Regions from separate parts of the Homo sapiens genome. Here region 1 is linked to region 2. Evidence: chromatin loops called from intact Hi-C (ENCODE). Cell type or tissue: tibial artery. All regions are shown on one strand. Each heading gives the region's core, and the rest is flanking DNA. Links, peaks and the distances in the headings are about the cores only.

Region 1 (8,350 bases), core at 321-8,320, 74 kb after region 2:
AGTATGACTGAGTGTATGAGATAAATACAGGAGAACTGTCTTGGCATCTTAAGGAAGCCCAATAAATGGTACCCCCCATCCCCACCTGAGTTCTGAATGTAATAAAAATGAGATTAGAAATCAGGCCATTGGACAACATGAATGAGCGTGCAGGACATTATGTTAATGAAATAAGCCAGGAACAGAAAGATAAATAGCACATGTTCTCACTCACATGTGAAAGCTTAAAAGGTTTATCTCATAGAAGTAGAAAGGAAAATCGTGGTTACTAGAGTCTGGAAAAGGGCGGGAGGCATGAAGGGAGGTAGGTTAATAGGTACAAAAATACAATTAGATAGAAGAAATAAGTTCTTGTGTTTGATGGCACAGTAGGGTGATTATAGTTAATGAGAATTTCTAGTATATTTCAAAATAGCTGGAAGAGAGGATTTTTAATATTCCCAGCACAAGAAGCACCAAATATTTGAGGTGATAGATACGCTCACTAATCTGATCACTATACATTATACATATCAAAACATCACTATGTATCTCATAAATATGTACAATTATATCTTCATTAAAAAAATTAATTTTTTAAATGAAATGAGGGCATTGAAGGACAAATATTTTGTTTTCACAGACTGAGTTGTAGGAGGTACTATACGGTGTGGGAGGCAGGAGAGAATACGCTTCCTAGTTGACTTACAGACTTAGTCCTAGTCACAGAAGACACTGCAACCCCACATGCTTGCCCTACGTGAGCCAGGCCCCCTACATGCATAACATGGGCAGCTGAAACAGGGCCGTATGTTCTCTGTGGTCAGGCTGGCCCCCAGTGAGGAAAAGAGAAATATGTGAGCTGAACCAAGCACACCCCACTTCTTCTCAAATTACAAGAAGTCCATCACTTCCACTGCCTCCTCTCCTACCTCTGTGGGGAGTAACTGGGAAGGTAATAAGAGTCTCTCCTACTGACTCCAGAAGTGAAGATGAATAGGTCTGCCCTGATGGTGCTCAGCTTTGCATTCTCCTAGCTCTCTGGGTTAATGCCATGGTCCCATCAGGACTGTGGCTATTTTCCTAGAGGAAGGAAACTCAATAACAGTCAGGATGTTCAACTTCAGTCTTGACTGGATTGCATCCCCAGTGCTAACTACTACCCCTTTGGATAGACTTCGGAGAGCATTCTCTAGTTACAACTGCTGCATAACTAAGTATTGAAAACATAGTGATGTACAATAACTTTTCAATGCTCACATAATGAAGCAGTGTGAATGTCTTACACATGCTCCACCATCTCTGGGGTCTTGGCTGGAGCAATTTAACAGCTGGGGGTAACCACGCAGCCGGGGAATCATTGAGAGGCGTCTTCATGCACATGGCTGGTGATTGGTCCTACACGGTTGAATCCATGGTATGAGACCTCAACTGATGGTGTCAACCCGAACACCTAAAGGTTACTACACCAGGTGGTTGGACTTCTTATGTAGCAACTCATGGCTCCAAAACAAATGTGCCAAGAGAACCAGGAGGATGCAGTATGGCTTTTTCTACCTAGCCCTAGCAGTTAGGAACTTCACTTTCTCTGTGTTATATTGTTTACAAGCTAGTCACTGAAAGGGCCCAGATTCAAGATAAAAGACATAAGCCCCCAACTCTTATAAAAGGAGTATCAAAAAATTTTCAGAAAATTTTAAAACCTCCACAGTTCAATAGTTGTTAGTATTGATTTTGTCCCATATGGATCTAAAAATTGTCAGAACAACAAATTACTTAGTTCCAAGACAAGTCTGCCACCAAAGCCAAAAATTATTTCTCTATCTCATTTCCTATCCAAACTGTGTCCAGTTAAGAATTTCAACAGAGCATATCAGAAGATCCTCAGTGAAACTGAATTACAATAAGATATTAAAATAATAAATTGCCTAAACATGTTCTGATAATAAAATTCCAACAATATAGAAAATGTCCCATATGTTGGATATAGTCTCATTAACAATATTTTCAGAAAGAAATTAAATGCAAATTCTAAAAGTGTCGAAGTCCAAAGACTTCAAAATCCAAAAGAATTTAAATCCAAAATAAAAATGTCTTAACCTTGTAGGACAAAAAAATTAATTTATCCCCAGTTTCTTTTTCCGCTCACACTCAACTAAAAAACAGAAACAATGACAACAACAAAATAATAATAATAACTGGACAAATTTGAAGTTTCTTTCTTCTAAATAATCAGACAGACTTGAAGTTCTTTCAACAGCTGCAAGCTAGGCAATCACTCATTGAAATGACTGAAGTGTCTTCAGACCACAAACTTTGTGTTAATTTACTCCCAAGTCTTCCCTCAACCTCTCCAAAGATTTCAGGAGTTCATGTATCTGAAAGGACAAGACTCCATAGAGCATTCTCCTGCAAGGCTTTAGTTTAAAGGCAACTGATAGGTCCATTTAGAGAAAGAGACTGGAGTGAAGGCAAGCATTGAGCGTTTGAGAGATCCCAGTGCTAACTCCTCAGGGTCTTTATTCACACACTAATGTGCTTTGTGAATTGAACCATGTAATGAATCTAAGCTTCAGAGATCTCAAGACAGAGATGCAAGGGAGTTTTTTATGGTTTGGTTGGTTGGTTGGTTGGTTTTTGAGATGGAGTATCGCTCTGTCTCACCCAGTCTGGAGTGCAGTGGCACGATCTTGGCTCACTGCAGGCTCCACCACCCGGGTTCAAGTGATTCTCCTGTCTCAGTCTCCTGAGTAGCTGGGACTATAGGCATGTGCCCCCACACCTGTCTAATTTTTTATTTATTTATTTATTTATTTATTTATTTATTTATTTATTTATTTATTTTTGTTGAGATGTTGTTTCACCACGTTGGCCAGGCTGGTCTCAAAGTCCTGACCTCAGTTGATCCACCCACCTCAGCCTCCCAAAGTGCTGGGATTACAGGTGTGAGCCACCATGCCTGACCCAAGATTTTTAACGTACCTCTGACCCATAGTCAGGTCAGGATGTCTAACCCATTATGCCAGTTGAAATTCATAAGTTAAAAATTTGGCCCTAAGGGTCAGAATTTAAACAGAACATTATAAATTCCATTACCATTATCTTGGCCAAAAGTTAAAGCCAGACATCCAGGCATCCCCAGAAATACAGCTAGAGCTGTTACAAACCAGCCATAAATTACCTTAATTACAGTGCCTCTTTTAAAGAGTTCAAAGATGATTACTGTGCTGTCTCTATACCCAGCACATTTAGAAAACAAAGCACTATGCAGCCTCTAATGAAGTTAATGAAGCAAAATTTTATTCTTATTACCCAGTGGTTAGTAATGGCAAAAATCATAGCAGAAACTCAATGGCACTGAGGGAAGAAGGATAAATGGAGAAAATTATTTCTTTCAGCCCTACCAGACACCCACCCAATCTATGCCAGTGGCCCATGACCAATTAAATTTACAGTACGGATAAATTAACCATCAAGAAGTTATGTCTGCCATTATGTTTGCCTTATATACAAACATTAATCACTTCTGTCAAAGACTGGCATGTAACATTTAATAGTCAGTTGTGGTTTGAATTGTGTATCCCCAAAATATATGCTGACATCCTAACCCATGGTATGTGTCAATGTGACTTTATTTGGAAATGGGATCTGGAAGTAATTAAGATGTAATTTAGTTGAGGTCACAATGGAGTAGGGTGGGCCTTTAATCAAATATGACTGGTGCTCTTATAGGAAGAGGAAAAGAGACACAAAGACAGATACACAAGGAGACCATGATGAGGCAGAAGCAAGAGATCACAGTGATGCTTCTATGAGCCAAGAAAATCTAAGAACTGCCAGCCATCACCAGAAGCTAAAAGAGAAGCCTGAAACAAATTCTGCCTCAGAGCCTCCAGGAGGAATCATCCCGGGAGACATCTTGATATCAGATTTCCAGCCTCCAAAACTGTGAGGCAACAAATAATCTGTCATTTTAAGCCACCAGTTTGTAGTCACTTGTTCCAGCAGCCCTAGGAAGCTAACACACAGTCAGCCTCCATTTTTTGATGTTTGACCACACACAGGTTTGAACCCTCACGTCTCCGTTTTCCTCCTACTCTGTACCTGGGAAAGTTGATAACCATGTTGAGGTGCTCCCTCCTTTGGTGTCAGTGGGAATTTCAAACTACCTATGGGAACACTCACTCCTTCCCCATCACTGACCTCAGTAAAAACCCCAGGCCCAACAACTTTGTCTGTTCTCTCAAACCATTTTTGAACCCACTAAGGAGCCACCCTGTTCTCGCAAGAAAGCCTTGTTATATGAGCAATAAACCTTTCTATATTGTCTTGGGGTGTGTGTGTGTGTGTGTGTGTGTGTGTGTGTGTGTGTGTGTGTGTGACCAGTCTTCACATTTGGACAAAATTTGGGGTAAGGGACCTTTTCTTTTCTTCAGGATAACCAAATATGGAAGGCATTTGCCTTATTGCAAAGTTGAAAATATTTCAACATTGGCAATCCTATTCCTGAGTCTTATTTGTAGCACAACTCTATCCCCATCAGCACATTCACAGTTTCTTCATTTCTGTCCCACTTAGATCCCCATGGTTCAGCTATCCCAGAATTGCACTGAGATTGAGCTCTGTTTAGTGACAGAGGCATCAACTTTTCTTGTGAGGAGGAAATGTAATCCGTCGCTCAATCATGCCTGTCTGGGAAAGGTGCATGCCATTGGTGCAGCCCATACATGTTAGCTAACACTGGCTTGACCCCCTGTCCTGCCTGTATTTGCCCTGCCCCAAACAATCTGGACACCATTGGATGGAAGCCATTTGTTAAGTACACACTTGCCTTGACAGCAACTGCAAAACATCTGCAAGTAAAGCTGCCATAAGCTCCAATCACTGGCCAAAGTTAACACTATTTGCGCTGTGAGTCACAGAGCCATATGCCATGTGGACTTGTCCAGTGCATGCATGACACAAGCTGCCACCATCCACAAGAGCACCTCCTAGACTGGCCCTAACAGAGCTGCTCCAACTAGCCACAGAATAATTACTCTTTGATTTTATTTCTCAACATTTGCAACATGAGTGCCAGGCATTGAAGTCTGAGAGGAAAATTCAAGAAATAACAATTTTCTTCCCTTCTCCATGCTGAGCAAACTGATAGATAAGGTACTTCTAAAGCAAATAGAATTCAGTGTTACTTTAGTAATTTATATATACTTAAATATTTCATAAGTACATATATATACATATTCATAGTATATATACTTAAATATTACTTTATTATTGAAACAGGCTAAAATGGGGCCTAGGTTAGTGTGAGGGATGAAAAGGCTTGAGGCAGTTGTAGACAGATGTACCCGTCCCGTCCGAGGCAGCACTGGGTTACTCATGCGATCTACTCCACCACCTCCAATGCCAGCAATGGCCAAGGTCCTCACCTCCTCACCACTGCACTGGTGGATTTTCCTCACATTAAAAGCAAGTGTTTGCCAACACCCTATTCCATCATATGTCAATCTCACATCGATGTTAGAGATCACATGAATGATCTGATCATGGCATAGGAGTAACAATCCTGTAAAACCAAAGCAAAACTTTCTTTGACTTGCAAATGTTTCATATGGAAACTATAATGGGGATTTTAAGTTTTATAATCATTTTTATTTTACTTACAACTCGAGGAAACAAAGATTTTGTAACCTCTTCAAAACTAAGATTGATGTTGGAGAAAAATTTTCCTAGATCTTTAAAATGACAGCAAACATTCATTTTATCAATACAGGAGAAATTCTAGAGAATCACATAACAAGTGGTTCTTAACTGGGGTTGATTATCCCCTAAGGGACATTGGGCAATATTTGGAGACATTTTTGGTTGTCTCAACTGGGGCAGGTGCTGCAGGAATCTAGTGGGTAAAAGCCAAGGTGCTGGTAAACATCCTAAACTGTACAGGACGCTTCTCCATAACAAAGAATTATCTGACCCAGAATGTCCATAGTACTGAGGTTGAGAAATCCTTCCTTAAGAGATAACACAGGACTGTGTTTCAATATCTATTTAACTATTTTTAGAATACCACTTAATTCAACATATGTCATACTAGTAATGATATCATAATCCAATTATCTTGGGACACAAGTTGCTTTTTCAGAAGGCAGCACACAACAAGGAAGCTCTGCAGCTGTTCCAGGCTGTGTAGCAGCAATCCTACTACCTGGGCCATCTCATATTTCCAGATGTGTCTTAATAGAGACAGATGACAGGAGGAGCTTCTGGTAAGCCCCAGCAAGAGGCTGTGGCTAAATCTCTAGGTTTGGAAGAAGGCATGTCATCTGCAAAAAATAACTACATACACCATTTGTAAAACAGTCTCTGATTTACTACTGGGTAATAGTGGAATTAGAGATATGAAGTCACCAAGTGACGTCATGGACAAAAATACTATATTGTGTACTCTCAGAAACACCAAGTTATAGGTGGACCCTGCCATAATCTGTAGTACAATGGACTAATCACATCCAGTATCAAACATGGGCAGGCTCAGAGGTCACAAGTAAGTTGCATAAAATGTTGACCTAGACTCTCATGTCACCTGCCAGTAGTGAACAGGTATCTGTCCTAAGCTCACGCCTATGGCATCATGGCAGCAGGGGATGGGGTGAGTAAAAGCAAAGGAAAAGAATAAAAAGCTCAAGCTTTGTTCATGAAACAGTGAGCCTGCTAGAAATTTCGGTGCATATCAAAAACAAATGGTAGCTGGCTAAATGGCACAGTGGCTCACGCCTGTTAATCTCAGCACTTTAGGAGGCCAAGTTGGGCAGATCACTTTAGACCAGGAGTTTGAGACCAGCCTGGCCAACACAGCGAAAACCCGTCTCTACTAAAAATACAAGAAATTAGCTGGGCATGGTGGTACATGCCTGTAATCCCACCTATTTGGGAGGCTGAGGCACAAGAATCGCTTGATCCTGGGAGGTGGAGGTTGCAGTGATGTGAAATTGCACCACTGTACTACTCCAGCCTGGGTGACAGCAAGACCTGGTCTAAAAAAAAAAAAAACAAAAGGCTGCTCATCTACAGTCCAATGGCCAGAGGTTCAGGCAATGTGCCTGGCCATCCACTTTGTGTGAAAACAGATATGGCTAAAATAAGGGCGTATCATGGGGAGTGCTGAATGTGCAGTCAGAGGCCTAGGAAGAGCAGGCCTGGTAGATTGGATTCAGAGAGGTCTGGGGAGAGGCATGCAGATGAGATGCGTGGGAGGCATGGAGTGGGAACAAAGTGTGGAGATCCTTCTAAATCAGGTTACTGCCCACAGAAGCAGCTACTGCCAAAGAGACACTCATCAAGCAAGTAGACAAGATAAATTAAAAAATAAATGTTAGTCAAACTCCATTCTCACAGTCATCCCGGTGCTTATGCAATGGGCTCAGATGAAGCAGCCATCGTGGCAGAGATGCATGGGTCCAACGGCAAGAGATTCTTTTGGCAAAGGGTGAATTAGCTACAGCAGCTGCTGAAGCTCTGTCACACCACCATCGGGGACCAGTGCTGAGAGCACCTCTCAGACGGTCTATATTGGACATTATTTGGAAATGATTATATCAGATCCCCTCCATTCTTCCAAGTAATATGTAATCTTGGATGGGATAGACCCGTATTCCAGGTAAGAGTCTGCCTTTCCTGTCTGCAATATCTCAGCAAGCACTCTTATCCAAAGAGACATCTTTAGATAAGACATCTTATTCTTATTCTTTGCTACATATTTCTGTAGCAAAGAATGTCTACTCTGCTCACATAGGATCCTGCATACGATCAACTCATTCTCAGATACCCACTTTATAGCAATGGAGGTGAAGCAGTGGACATACGACCAAGGAATACCCCGGTCCTACCTCCTCCCACAGCATGCAAGAACCATGACCTGTGATAAAGTAGGCTTTGTAGATACAGGGAGTCATGAGCTTCAATGTGACACCCTGCAAGGGGATGGTGTACTATCTTTTATTATGCAATACACACATTAAATGAGTGGTCATTATATGGTCCTCAAAATGTAAAATACATGTGTCTAGGTAGAGAAAGGGGGAAGTAGCCATTCACTGCCATCCACATTCAAGGGATTTGTACTTCCAATGTGCACAAATATAGTCTCTGTGGGTGCAGCATTCCTGATTCCCAGAAGAAATCACTTCCACCAAGAGGAACAATGTGGATTGCACTAAACTTAAAGTTATTACTGCTCAGTTTATGTTCTTTGTGCTAGTGAAGTAACTAGCTCAGAAAGAAGTTGCTCTATTAGCAGGAGCAATTAACTGTAATCATGAAGAAACAGGGCTGCTGCTACATAATTGAGACAGAGCAGAAGATATCTTGCACT
Region 2 (8,350 bases), core at 27-8,026:
CTCCTAATGCCACTACTGTTCGGTATTATACAAAAGGAGAAGTCTAGCCATTAGTGTGATGAGGAAAGGAAATTAAATAGAAGTGAAAATAAATAAAACTCTCATTTTGTACATATGATTGTGTAAGTAGAAATTCAAAATAATTCACAAACTATTAAAACTAGTAAGTGATTTTTAGTAAAGTTACTGATCTAAAGTCAATATACACAATTATGTGTATTTCTACATTTTAGAAACCAATATTTAGACATCAAATATCAAATTGTAATAATTAATACAATTCTATTTTAGCATTATATGCATTAGGTAGCTAGGGATGTACCAGAAGATAGGTAAGCTTACATCCTATAAACTACAATACACTCGTAAGAGAAACTAAAGAATATCTAAATAAGTGAAGGAATATATTATGTCTGTTTGTGGACTAGAAAGCTCAAAATTGTGAGGATGACATTTATGCATAAATCAACCTATGTATTCAATAATTCCAGTCAAAATCTCACAAATTTTATTTTGTTAAAATTGATAAGTTGATACTAACACCCATTTGAAAATAGAAAAAGTCAAAGAAAGCCAAACTTTTTTTAAAAAAAGAACAAATTTACAGAATTATATTATTGGATATGAATATGATATAAAGCTACAGTAATTAAGACAATGACTCATTAGCTCAAAGAGAGACAAATAGACAAATGAAAGAGAATTAAGAGTCCGAACATGGATCTACATCTCTGGGGACCTAATTTATGACACTTCAGTATGTGAAATTATTTTTCCCTTTTTCAACAAAAGGAACTAGGTCAATCATGTCCATATGGAACTAACAGCTACATCACAGCTTTTAAAACAGTCAGTTCCCAATAGAATGCTCACTAAAAGTGTAAAACAAAACTATAAACCTCCTAGAAGTCATCTAAGAAAAATCATTCATGATATTGCAGTTAAGATTTTTCTAAACAGGATATCAAGCATTAACCGTAAAGTAAAAATATTTATAAAAAGTATTTTATTAAACCTATGAATTTCTGTTCATGAGAAGAAAGACATTGTCAACAGAATGAAAAGGCAAATAATAGCGTGAAGAATGCATTAAGCGTGCATATATCCACTGAGGATTCATAAAGTCACAAACTGACAAGAAAAAGTTAACCACATGATTTTTCAATAACATGCTAAAAACTTGAAGATGTACTTCATGAAAGACAATATGCACACCGGCAATAATCACATGGATAGTTCTTACATTATATGTTACTAAGGAAGTGCAAATTAAAACTGCAATGGAAACCAACATCCCTTAAGAATTGTCATAGCAACATTATTCCTAATTGCTCAAAATTGAATGTATCTTTGTCTATAAACTAAAAATGGATGCAAAAATTTTACCATAGTTACTGTGTAACAACAAAAACAGATGAACTATTGCTACAGTTGGAGGAATCTCACAAACAAAATTCGAAGTAAAAGAAGCTGGCACAAAATAATACATACTGCATAATCCCAATTATAATAAGTTCAAAAAGAGGAAAAGCTACTCACGACAACTCAGAATAGTGTTTACCCTTAGTTGGAGTGGTAATGACAGGAGGAAGGCATGAAGAAGGCTTCTAGAATGCCAACAATATTCTATTACTTGATCTGGGTATTGGCTACATGGGTGTATTCTTTTTCAAAGTTCGTTGAGCTGCATATGTTTAAATTTATTAACTTTACATAAAGCCATCAACGTTGAACATTTAACTAATCAGAAAGCAGCCAATTGCTAAGTACTGTCTTTACAAATACTATGTCTTTCCAAATTTCTAGCTTTCAATTAGCTTCCAGATTAAGCAGGAGAATAGACACGATAAACAGAATACTATCACAACATAGTAACGTGTTCTCCCATTGAAGTACAGACCACAGGGACAGCACAGGGCCTGAAATTCACAGTTCTCAGCAAGTTGTAGCTCAGTCAGCTAGCTACACTGGAAAGGAGACATTTTCCTCCAAAAGAAAATACTTTGCACAAACTCAATGAGTCTCAATACGTTGTTGTAAAATAATGTAGTTTAATATGGAGATTTTGAATGGACTTAAAATACAAAATAGTAATGAAATGTGTATATATAACATATATAATGAAAATTTTAGCTTTTCTTCTACATGTATCTTTACTATAAGGAATATATCACAAAATTCTAGTTGATTCATGCTTTAGTTATCCTACCACCCAAATTAAATTATCCAGATATTTCCTTGTCTTATGAAGTTAATACTCATCAAAACAATTATGTTCAGATAAGGAGAATTTCATTATCAAATATTCCTTCTCTTAATGGAAATGAGACATGAGTCTCAGCAGATGATGTGGAAAGCCTTTAGCAAGTCTCATGACCGAGTAATCAATTTTCCTATGTTTACCCCTACACACCCACACACATGACTAAGAACATTTGCTTAACAACATCTTCATTCACAGTTATCTTTCTCGCGTTTATAAAAATGTTCAATCTAAATAGATAACCAACAAGATTGTCTGGGCCTGCTTCAAAATAATGAGCAATAACACAAAGATAATTGAACTTGCAGAAAAAGCCTAACCACTTCCTTCATCTTCTTTGAATATATTTCCATTTGCAAAGAGTTGAGACACAGAAAAACAGAACCAAGATAATTATTTTGCTGTTTAAATGTTAAAATGGAAAATGCAAAAAATGATGGCATATTTTGGAAGAAGGCTAAATTCAAATGTTGAGTTCCTTTTGTTCATTATGTTTATGAAAGCCAAATTTACTTTTAAATTTTGAACACTCTTTGGCAACCTAAAAATCTTTCCTCAGACTCCCAAGTGTCCCACTGAGTTCTGTTGTATGAAATCTAGAAAACAAACCTGCATTCAAATGTATTTTATGCTTTCAGATAACACGTACTATTAACAAGTCTAAAGAATTCTCAGGCATATGTAATGTGAATCAAGTGTTTTATAAAAGTCATCAAGAATTGAAATAAAATATAAAAATGCATGCAACATTTTATAACGATGGATTTTCCTACTAGTAAGAAAAACATAAATGGAAAATAGCATAATTTTTGGTCTGACCAACTTGGGACTCCTGTGGCTTGAACACAACTCACTGTTTTCTTTCTCTCACAATGCAGAACAATGGAGCAGACAAGAATATGTTGTGTGAATCATAGCATAAGTTAGCTTGAATACAAAAACATTTTATTTTCTGTTGTACACTAAGGCAGACCAACTGATCATTACCCTATTTAATGCTGCTTTTAGACATTATTACTGATCTTAAAATAGTCAATAGCTCTTTAAGAGAAATTTTCTGCAAGACTTTTTGTTCCCTTAGAAAGGGAAAAGGAGGCTGGGTGCAGTGCCTCAAGCCTGTAATCCCAACACTTTGAGACGCCGAGGCGGGCGGATCACGATGTCAGGTTATCGAGACCATCCTGGCTAACATGGTGAAACCCCGTCTGTACTAAAAATAGAAAAATTAGCCAGGCATGGTGGCGGGCGCCTGTAGTCCCAGCTACTCAGGAGGCTGAGGCAGGAGAATGGCGTGAATCCGAGAGGCGGAGCTTGCAGTGAGCCCAGATCGTGCCTTTGCACTCCAGCCTGGGCTACAGAGCGAGACTCCGTCTCAAAAAAAAAAAAAAAAAAAAAAAAGAAAGGAAATAGGAAGAAGACTATAGTGAAAAGTGACTTGATTTAACTTTTGAACAGGTGTGAGATCTTGGAGAAGTTTACTTTTCCCAGACTCAGTTTAAACCATAAAACTGGAGTGATTTTACCTACAGTTTATTGTTAGAATATATGCTACAATATGCACACCCAGATACCCCAGGCACAATGTAGACATTCAATACATAATCATTCTTACTACTTGAAATTCTCTTTCTGTACATGATGGATTTGTGGCTGAAGTTAAAATACAGAGTCTAAAACCAATGTTCACACATTCCTGATTACTAGTACCAAATCTTCAGTGAAGGTAGAGGGTATTATCACAAGAATCAATTCTTTTAACAATTTATTCCATTTTCTACTTCTCCTTTGGACAATAAAAAGTCTGCTACAATGAAATCAGGCGTGGAATTAATAAAATTTGGAAAGCAAAACACTTAAAGATAAAACGAAGAATGAGATATGGGAGTGTGAAAAATCCTTTTTCCAAATTATCTAAAGCTATGGGAAAAATGAATTGATATATTGAAATAAAACTCAAACTGATTTTTCCTTGTTTGCTCTCCAAATGGAATGCACATTTTACAGAGCCCTAGTCTTGTCATCAACTCTTAGCTTACAGTTACAGTACATGAACTACATGATCCAGATTTTTAAAAAAATACATACATCTTATATCTATAAAAAGATGAAAAAAAGAAGTTTGTGCAAAACTATTTGAAAACCAGAGTTCAGTGTGTGTGTGTGTGTGTGTGTGTGTGTGTATGTAAATGGAGGTGAAGGGTGGCTGGAATGACAGAAATGATGAATCTATACCATATTTCCTGGTCAGTTTGTTCCATTTTCATCTGTGTTCCCATGCTCTGGTTAATCACTTTATTCTGTATCTACGGCATTGAATAATAATTTTAATACATGTGTTTCCATGCCAGTCTATAAGCTTCTTAGCAAAGAACTTGTATCTTATTTATCCTTGTCTTCACAGTGACTAGGACATGGAAGACATTCAAAAAATGAATCTAGAGAGAACTAATTCTATAATTCAATTAAAATGCAGTTTACCATTGCCCCAATGCATATACCTGCAGTTTATCTGTGTCCATTGGGCCATAACAAGTGATGTTATTCCATCCATTTGAAATACACAGATTTGTTGGAGATGAAAATATATTTGTTGCCTCCGTGTTTGTATGTGTGTAAATCAAAGAAATTAAGGAAAAAGTAAGAGAATGATTTGAAAGTGATCAGTTACTTGTAAGACTTTAGAACTGTGATCAAAGAAAATTTACCTTTTAATGACTTAAAACCTCAGAACAAGCAAATAAAAAATCATGTTTATTATTGTATGATTATAGAAACTTACATGAAATATATAAAATATCCTGCTTTAACAAATAATAGTAAAGAACTCCTTATGTTACAAGGCAAGACAATCTGCAGTCTGTTAATATTCTGTTGAAAATAATTTTTACTGGCAAATACTAGTGGATCAAAAACTTTAGCAGTGATATAGGTGTGTATCAGAAGAAGAAATCTATTCTAATATTTCTGGATTATTAGTTTTCCTTAGAAAAGTTTGTGTTTGGCCTTTAAATATAAACATATTGGAGATTTTTTTTCTTTTCAGCTTGTTTTCATTGCAAATGAAATATTTTGGGAAACACGCTCGTTGCTATTATTTGTACTTAAAACACTTCTGGGACTATTTATATTTTTCAAAACCCAGGTATTCTTATCGATATTATTTCTAAACATTAAGAAAACAGTTCTGTAATATGATATTCACCTTATCATTTATTGCTCTGTCTTTAGAAATGTTTAGTAAATCAAAAGAAAGGTTTAAATAGAGAAAATTGCTATATTTTAATCTTTAATTTTCCTTTGAAAATAATATGACTATACATGATAGATTTTAGTTAATGCCTGAATGTAACTGACCATTGAATGAAGAACTAACCTACATTTCTGGTCCAAAGTCCTATAATAATGTTTCTATGAAGGAAGAAGTGTTAATTACCCAACTCTATTCATATTGTTTCTTGATGAAACCAGTTTATTTCTATTTCAGTGGCTGATTCATTGACAGAGATGCTCTAAATTGAATAAATATTTCTGGCTAACAGTGCTCAAAGCCTGTAATTAAGAAAAAAAGCCTAGAAAAAAAGTGATTAATTGCAAAACAATAATTTGCACAGCTAGAAAATTCCTCCATGTCAAAAAAAGATTGAAAAAATGTTTTCCTCCTTTTCCTAGAAATTGGAGTAAAGAAAATACTCATTCTGTTTTCTTAAAGCAAAACATAAATTTTGCTGCTTTAAGGAGTTTAGAGAAAGCCTTTTATACTTCTCACTCTACAGAAAATTAATTCCATTTTTTCTCATTTTTTCCTACTAATAAAAGGCACCACTATCCTTTCAGTTGGTGTAAGCCAAAGATTTAGGCTTCTCTTACTAACCATTCTTCATCATCTTCTATATCAAGTCAATTGTAAAGTCTTGCTCATTTTAACTTATAAAAATTTTTATTTACATTCATGTTTCTCTGTCTCATCCACTTTAGTCCAAATACTATCACATCGTTCTCAGATAACTGAAATAGATTTCCAACTTCTCTCCCTTTCAAAAGTGTTCTACACTCAAAAACTAAAGATATATATATATATATATAAAATTATATTTTAATATGACTTCATCTTTGCTGCAATGTTCCCAATTGCTCTTCCATTAATTCTTAGGATTAGGTTCAAAGTCCTTTTCACAGATAACCAAGTCTTACCTCCTGGTCTCCCCTCGCCTGGGCTCCACTCTCCCGGCCTCCTTTATCCTCTTCTCTGCTGGCCTTCCCTCCCTTCTTCTCCCCTAACTAACCTACATTTCTGGTCCAAAGTCCTATAAAAATGTTTCTATGAAGGAACAAGTGGCCTCCTCTCCTCTCCTCTTTCCTGGCCTCCCCTTCCCTTCCTCTTCATCCTCTAACTCCTCCTTCTCTTGCCTCCCATCCCTTCCTCTACCCTTCTCTCCTCTCCCCTATCATTCTATCGTCTCATCTCTCTGGCCTCCTGTATTAGTTGGTTCTCGTGCTGCTATAAAGAACTACCTGAGACTGGGTAACTTATGAAGAAAATAGGTTTAATTAACTCACATTTCCACATGACTGGGGAGGCCTCAGGAAGCGTACAATCATGGCAGAAGGCAAAGGGAATGTAAGCCCATCTTATTATGGCGAAACAGGAGAGAGACAGAGAGAGAGAGAGAGAGAGAAGTGGGAAATGCCATACATTTATCAAACAAGCAGATCACTTGAGAACTCTACACTCTATCACAAGAACAGCAAGGGGGAAGTCCATTCTCATGATTCAATCATCTCCCACCAGACCACTCCCCCAACACATGGGGATTACAATTCAATAAGAGATTTGGATGGGGACACAGAGCCAAACCATATCACCTCCCTTCCCCTTCTCTCCCCGACCTCCTCTTTTCTGACCTCAGCTTCCCTTCTCTCCTCTCATCTTCTCTCCATCTCCAGGTTTCCTCTGCCTGGATACCTGGATATCCCCCTTCTCAGGCTAGCTGGGCTTTTTGCCTTGGATTACCAAAATTATTCAACTTCCCTAGGATGTCAGTACTCAATTCCTGTATGTTAATTCTTCAGAAGGAATGTTTCTTCCAACAGCAACAACAACAAAAATGTAGAAGCACCAGCTTGAACTAAAATATGTATATTCACATTTTTAACATAGGAAATGCTTAATACTAACTAGGGTCATGATTTGTTTCACTGCCTCGTTGTATTTTGCCTCCTCTTGATATATTGAAATATATCAACCTACCCAATTAATATTCAACATCTGAAAGACACATCTTCTGCTACGGGGTATTTAGCCCCTCTAAACTATAGAGACGCTATTCAGATCTGCTATGTTGTTCTTTAAAATGCTTTTCTATTACTTAAAGTGAACCACGACATGAAAGTTGTTTTCTATTGCTTTATAATGACCATAATCCAGTAATCATATATAGCCACATTTTCTAAATGATTACCATGGTCCAGGAATTAAAAGGAAAATTTCTTCTGAAGTAGAGTCTTTAGTTGAGAATTAAGTTTCATCACAAAGTACATCTTAAAATTTTATCACTTTTTATAAAGTAGAATGAAAGCTATTGGATACTTTAACATAATGTGAATTTTGAATATATTTTTATATAAAATAATATAAATATATTTTCCTGTTGAAATGGTTAATCCTCCTAAGGGAAATATGAAAATCTGCTTTTGTTTTCTGTAAACCCAACCATGATATATAGCTTTAGCAAGGTTTTTATTTCAACAATAGAACGTTTAACAAGAAAAGATTAGGCACTGATTTGTAATGGTAAAAATCTAACACTGTTAAGTATATTAGTTCTTACACAGTTTTATTTCAATCAGCAGTGGTAGGAGAATCTTATACTTTTTTTCCAGATTGATAATTTAAAAGGTACCACATTCAGTGACTGAGTTATTTTCCCCTTTAAGTGAACATTCTCAGCATATTAAATCCTACCTCAGCCCAATATTTGTCTCTTCTGGCTTCAGACATTACCTTCCAGGTCCAGTTTTTCTCCCTACCTCTGAGAGTCGACCTGCAGTCCTCTGTGCTTCACGTGACCTCAGGATCCTCACCTGTCA

The links. Peaks named below come from ENCODE experiments on the same cell type or tissue, not always from the same donor. Only the 100,000 strongest peaks of a DNase experiment are listed, where the experiment ranks them.
Region 1: a loop joins it to region 2, with 13 times the contacts of the local background. A loop is called at or near these places in 2 of 110 quality-filtered maps.

The regions. Positions count from the first base shown.
Region 1 is chr18:68,737,678-68,746,027 of GRCh38, reverse strand. It overlaps a transcript of CCDC102B not described here. Among named protein-coding and RNA genes, the nearest start is that of TMX3, 27 kb to the right of the region's middle. In tibial artery, for the core only: no CTCF peak of the experiment used is centred there; no DNase peak of the experiment used is centred there.
Region 2 is chr18:68,811,771-68,820,120 of GRCh38, reverse strand. The region is part of intron 1 of CCDC102B (coiled-coil domain containing 102B); the gene reads right to left. Among named protein-coding and RNA genes, the nearest start is that of CCDC102B, 18 kb to the right of the region's middle. In tibial artery, for the core only: no CTCF peak of the experiment used is centred there; no DNase peak of the experiment used is centred there; H3K27ac peaks cover 472 bases.